2 separate regions of the Homo sapiens genome follow, and region 1 is linked to region 2. The links are chromatin loops, found by intact Hi-C in ENCODE. Cell type or tissue: dorsolateral prefrontal cortex. All regions are shown on one strand. Each heading gives the region's core, and the rest is flanking DNA. Links, peaks and the distances in the headings are about the cores only. Region 1 overlaps PFKL (phosphofructokinase, liver type). Region 2 overlaps AGPAT3 (1-acylglycerol-3-phosphate O-acyltransferase 3).

Evidence for each region. Peaks named below come from ENCODE experiments on the same cell type or tissue, not always from the same donor. Only the 100,000 strongest peaks of a DNase experiment are listed, where the experiment ranks them.
Region 1: a loop joins it to region 2, with 3 times the contacts of the local background. A loop is called at or near these places in 2 of 110 quality-filtered maps.

Annotation. Positions count from the first base shown.
Region 1 is chr21:44,303,489-44,306,388 of GRCh38, reverse strand. The region is part of intron 1 of PFKL (phosphofructokinase, liver type); the gene reads right to left. Among named protein-coding and RNA genes, the nearest start is that of PFKL, 4.9 kb to the right of the region's middle. RefSeq lists enhancers at 1-111, 112-766, 806-1,605. In dorsolateral prefrontal cortex, for the core only: a CTCF peak has its summit at 1,262 (motif pointing right); DNase peaks (open chromatin) are centred at 547, 1,268 and 1,969; H3K4me3 peaks cover 2,436 bases; H3K27ac peaks cover 2,500 bases.
Region 2 is chr21:43,978,693-43,981,592 of GRCh38, reverse strand. It overlaps AGPAT3 (1-acylglycerol-3-phosphate O-acyltransferase 3), which reads right to left. Exons shown (of 10, transcript NM_020132.5): 9 at 406-604. Among named protein-coding and RNA genes, the nearest start is that of TRAPPC10, 32 kb to the left of the region's middle. RefSeq lists an enhancer at 1-387. In dorsolateral prefrontal cortex, for the core only: CTCF peaks have their summits at 1,530 and 1,729; a DNase peak (open chromatin) is centred at 1,722; H3K27ac peaks cover 1,908 bases.

The DNA of each region.
Region 1 (2,900 bases), core at 289-2,788, 320 kb before region 2:
TGGAGGCTCGGGTGAACCCAGCAGGCTCTAGGCTTCAGCTTCCGAGCACCTGGAGTATGGTGCCCAGAGATAAACTGGGAACATCCCATGCAGAGCATGGCAATCAGGCATGTGTGGGTGTCCCGAACTCCACACCCCGCCGCCCCAACCTCTGCCACGGAGCCCCCACACTCACAGGCCACGGGGCCAGGCCTTGACCACAGAGCAGGATAAAAAGTGGGGCAGGTGGAAAAGAGGCCGGCACCTCCCACACCGGCCCCACCCCAGACATTCAGGCTGCGGCGTGGGGATGGAGAAGCCGGGGAGCACCTCTGGGCACTGAGGAAAGCACCTGCTGGAAGGGGCTTGGGCTCCTTCCTCCGCAATGAGATGGGGGACTGAGAACAGAGCCCCTCCGGCCTCAGCCACCCAGGGAACAGCACTGCCCTGCCCCAGGGCCTCAGGGACCCTCACCCCCCAGCCTGGACATGATGCTGGTGCCACCAGGCTCTGAGGTCACTTCCTCTTTCCTGTCCCCTTGCCCTCGGCTCCCAGGACTGCAGTGAAAGAAACAGTCTGTCCCAGCGGGGGCCTTGGCAAAGCCAGTTTCCTGGAGAGGGACATTAACGGGGGAGGCGGCACTCAGGAAACGCTGGTGCTAATGTACCCCACACCTTCTTCCCGAGAGCCCCCATCTCAAAAGATATCCATGACTTCATACAAAAGGGGCAGCCAAGACCACCTAATCTTCAGAGAGGAGGAAACCCACGCCAGCGGCCAGGGTCCCCTTCTGAGTGAGGTCTGGGGCCGTGTAACAGGCCTGAGTTTGTGCTTGCCCCTGGGACCAGCCCTGCTCTTCCTGCCTCCCTCCCAGCACCCATACCATGCCATCCATCCCTAAGCCATGCGGGTCCTCTGTCCCCAAGCCTCGTGCCCCTCAAAAGCCCCTGCCCTCCCACCCCCCTGTACTTGCAGAGGCTGGAGGTGCTGACCTGCTGGGGGCTCCTGCTCAAGCCTCGGCAGCTCCCTTGAACATGGAGACCCCCACGAGAGGACTCTCGACCTCTACCCTGGTTACACATGCTTCTCATCCGCTCTCCAGCTTGGCGTGGGGCTCAGCAGCAGGGAGCAGGTGTGAGGTGAGGTGCCACGCCTTGAGAAACCCCAGGGATCGGCACACTGTTCTCACGTAGCAGCCAGAGTATCTGCCACCATCCCCACACTACAGGAATCCAATGAGATCCCAGAGGGAGGGTGAGGGACCTTCCAGAGCCCAGCAGGTGGCAGCAGAGCCAGGACTCACCCAGACCCACCCTCAGGTTCAGTAGGTGGCCCTCTCCCCACCCAGCAGCCAGGGGATCCAACAGGGGGGCCAGAGCCAAGCCCGGCAGCCATCCAGAAGAAGGGGCACAGACGTTAGAATGGGCAGAGCACAGAGCGTGCAGGGAGCTGGAGCTGCCCACACTGGCAGCTTCTCCACTTGAGCAAGCAACGCCGTCTCTAAAGGAACAGTGCCTCCCTCACATCCCCACATAGATGGGAGCACGGCTGCTACAGCTGAAACTGGGGCGGGAACCCAGCAAGCATCCCACACACACCCAGAAAGCCAAGCCCCCCAGACAGACAGACAAGCTCCCCCAGAAAGACAGCCGAGCCCCCCAGACAGCCGAGCCCCCCGCAGACAGCCAAGCCCCCCGAGACAGACAGCCGAGCCCCCCCCAGACAGCTGAGCCACCCCAAGCACCCGACAACCAAAAACAGTCAGCAGAGCCAAGTCCTGCTGCCTGAGGCTGGGCGTCCAAGGTGGTGCTGTGAGTGCAGCGCCCTGTCCCCCACCCTCACTGGAGTTGGGGGCAGTGAGGGAGATCCACTCAGCCACAGCTGGCCGAAGCTAAGCCTCCGTCCCTCCCTCGCCCTCCCTGCAGACCTGGTCCCACCACAGGTCCAAGCCCACCTCTGGCAGGCAGCAGCTGAGGCAGGGCAAGGAGAGGGCAGGAGCAGCGCACCCAGGCCACCGTCCAACCACAGGGCCTCTCTGGTCTCCCCAGCTCCAGGCGGAGTCAATGTGCCACTGGGCGGGTCAGCCCAGGGTCACAGCCATCTCAGCAGGGGGCCTGGTGGGCTTGTCAGGGGACCTGGGAACGGCAAAGGGGCCCCAGGATCAGGGGTCAGCAAGGGTACCCCTCACTTCCAAATGTCTTCAGGGTGCTCTGCAAAATAAAACCTGCTTTGACGCCCGGAGACAATGAAGCTGCCAAAACCCAGCTTTGTGCTGAGCCCTTGGGAGGAGAACAAAGTGGCCATGTCACATGGCCACTTTGTTGTTGGGACTGGATTTTAGAACGGGACTGGAAAGGGACACGTTCTGGATTTTAGAACGGGACTGGCTGCGGCCTGAAGGAGGAAATTTTCTCTGTTAACCTCATTGGAAGCTGTAATCTTCAAAAGACCTTTTTAATGGCCCTTTAATCGGCTTTTCTTTCTCAAAATAAACCTCGGGCAGCAGTCGCCGACACCGCAGTCAGAGGGCAGGCAGGACAGTGGGCCTGCCGCTGCCTACCAGCAGGTGATAGCCACCCCTGCCCAGGAAAAAAGGCTGGAACAAAATCAATGTCTGAGGTTGGTGCGCTGGTTCCCAGTGACCTTTCCTCACCATTAGCTCCCAGGCAAGAAAGCAGTGAGCATGAAATGGTCACAAAGTTTAATGATCAGCTAAGGATGTAAGCATGAGCCTGAAGGCTCCAAACAGGAGGCCATGTCAGGGAGGCGTGGCGGGCCAGGAAGCTAAGTCCTCACCTGCGATAACAGGAAACCAACGTCCAAACACACCAGCCAGGGAAAGGCAGGGCACGGTGTCCTGCAGGGGCAGGGAGGGGGCACTAGACAAAGGGCCCAGAGAATTAAAAGTGCCCAGGCCAGGG
Region 2 (2,900 bases), core at 259-2,758:
GAAGTCACTGGGGGTCAATGGGGAGGAGCTGAATGATGATGTCCTGCTTAAACCTCCCGAATGGCCAGCCCAGCCTGACCCCTAAGAGCCCAAAAGCAGACAGGGGGGCTGGGGACCCTCTCGGGGACCCTCTCGTCGGCATCCTCAAGGGCGCCAGCCAGTGGGGCTGCAGTGGGGATGGCGCCAGGTGGCGGCCGTTCGGCTCTCTGGGGAGGCGACCCTCAGCTCAGTGCAAGAATCCAGGCTCTGAGGCCCGCAGGCCGTGGGGGGATCCTGGCTCCAGGGTCCATAACAGCCAGGCCCCTGCCTCCCACAGCCACTGTGATGAGTCACCAGGTCCCGGACCCTGTGGCTGATACTGTGAGGCCCGTCAGAGTGTGAGCTGTTAGCGACAGTGTCCATTACCTGCTCCCACAAACCCCAAGAAAGTCAGGATCAGGAGAGGTGATCCGCTGGCAAAGACGCCCAAGACAAAACTGAAGAGGGGAGACAGGAGAATGGTGGCCCAGGACAGGAAGTTCAGGAGGGTCCACGGCCTCCGGGCAGGCTTAAACTGCTCCCCTGGAAACATGCCCTTCTGATTATATATCTCCTGGAGCGCGTCCTAGAAGAGTCAACAGAGAAAAAGGAAGCGTGAGGCTTCTTTACAAGCTATTATTTCAATGCAGGAGAAGATTGTTGGCAATGAAAAACGACTCAACCTAAAAAAAGCGCCACGTCAATTAAGAGCACAAATCACAGAAGCTGCAGGTGCAGGCGAAGCTGGCTGTACGTTTTTGGAGAATCTGATAGCGTGCATCGAGAGCTCGCAAGCATATCAACCCTTTGACTGAGGAAGTCTCCCAGGAAAATAATCGGTCAAGAAAGCAACGTTGTGAATACCAACACCTGCCTGCCCAGCACTGCCCCGGCCACCCGCCACATCCCACACCTCCCACGAGCCAGAGGCAGTGGGGGTGGCAGGTGTGGCCTGTGTGAGTCCCGCGGCCTGGATGCAAATCCCTGCAAAGCGCACTCTCAGCTGCACGGCCCAAGGAAAGTTCCTTAACCTCGCATACCTCGGTTTCCTAGCCTGGCAAAGGAGGCTAATGAGGAGCTGGGAGGAGAGAGGAGCCTGGCCAGGGCCACCTGCAGAAGGTTCTGCCTCTGGTGGGAATGTCAAAGGCACAGGCTGGCAGGAAATCACCATGCCTGATAGAGCAGACACTCCGCAGCCACTGCCCGTGGGCGGGGCAGCCCGTGGGACTCTAGGATGCTTGGGAAGTAGTGAAGGGCACCATCAACTCTCTCGTTTTTTTTTGTTTTTTTTTTTTTTTTGAGATGGAGTCTCACTCTGTCGCCCAGGCTGGAGTGCAGTGGTACGATCTCGGCTCACTGCAACCTCTGTCTCCCGGGTTTAAGCGATTCTCCTGCCTCAGCCTCCTGAGTAGCTGGGATTACAGGTGCCCACTACTGCGCTAATTTTTGTATTTTTAGTGGAGACAGGGTTTCACCATGTTGGCCAGGCTTGTCTCGAACTCCTGATCTCGTGATCCACCCACTTCGGCCTCCCAAAGTGCTGGGATTACAGATGTGAGCCACCACACCTGGCCGACCCGCTCTCTTTTAAAGATGGTTGGAGACTGTTATCACTGAGCTCACTGGCTTCAAGATATTTTTTCTAGTTGATCTCTTTGATCTCTTCATGGTTCTCAGCTTCCTGCTGGAAACTGGGGTTGGGGTGCCCCCTGCCAGCCACACACTGTGTCCGTGCAAAGGCAGGTGTCATCGTGTCCTGGCCACCCCTGAGCACCCAGCTCCCTGCCTCCGGAATGTCCCCGAGTGTCCTGGCACACACATTTTGGCTGTGTGCTTCTTGAACTATGTTGTTTGTATAAATTCAAACTTCAAGCCTGTTGGAGGACAGGCCTGTAATTATGAATTCCCAGGAAGACTTTCTTGAGCCCAAGAGGAGAAAGGCAGGTTTCAAGGCCATTTCTCTGTGCTGGGAGGTAATTTTCTTTTCCAGTTTAACCTTCCTGAGGGTCCAATTCTTAGAGGGTCCCAGCATCATGTGGGGTTTTTGGTTCTAACGTCCCGCCTTGAATGAGGGGAAATCTTTATCTTCTGTTTCCATGTAGGCATCACAGCACGAGACTTCAGGGGATGGGGCAGGCAGAAAGCACCAGGTGGGCATGGTGCTGCTGGCTCCCAGGCCCAGGACCGAGTCTCAGCCCCACCTCCCTTTTCAGTCCTGGAGATTTCCCTTTTTTTTTTTCTTTCTTTTTTTTTCTTTCTTTTTTTTTTTTTTTTTTGAGTTGGAGTCTCACTCTGTTGCCCAGGCTGCAGTGCAATGGGGCGATCCTGGCTCCTGCAACCCCCACCTCCTGGGTTCAAGCGATTCTCCTGCCTCAGCCTCCCCAGTAACTGGGATTACAGGCATGCGCCACCAGGCCCAGCTAATTTTTTGTATTTTTAGTAGAGACGGGGTTTCACCCATGTTGGTCAGGCTGGTCTTGAACTCCTGACCTCAGGTGATCTGCCCACCTCGGCCTCCCAAAGTGCTGGGATTACAGGCATGAGCCACAGCACCCGACCGATTTCCCTTATTTTCTTGAGAGCCCATCAATGCATTTACGATGATATTTTTTACATCCTGGGAGGATTTCCTGGTTATCTCCTCTCCCACAAGGCCGACAGTGGAAATCGAATGCCCCATGCATTTGTGCGTATAAAACAAAGAGAAAGTAGTTCTTGGGCTGAGTAAGCCGTGGGGGAAAGAAATAAGAACTGAGTGTGGTTTTCAAAGCAATGCTCTAACATCCCTAATTTGTTTCTGTTATACAAGGAGTCTAGTGACCATCTATGTCTGTTACATACCTGTAATGTCTTTTAAGAAAATGAAACAAATGTGACCAAAT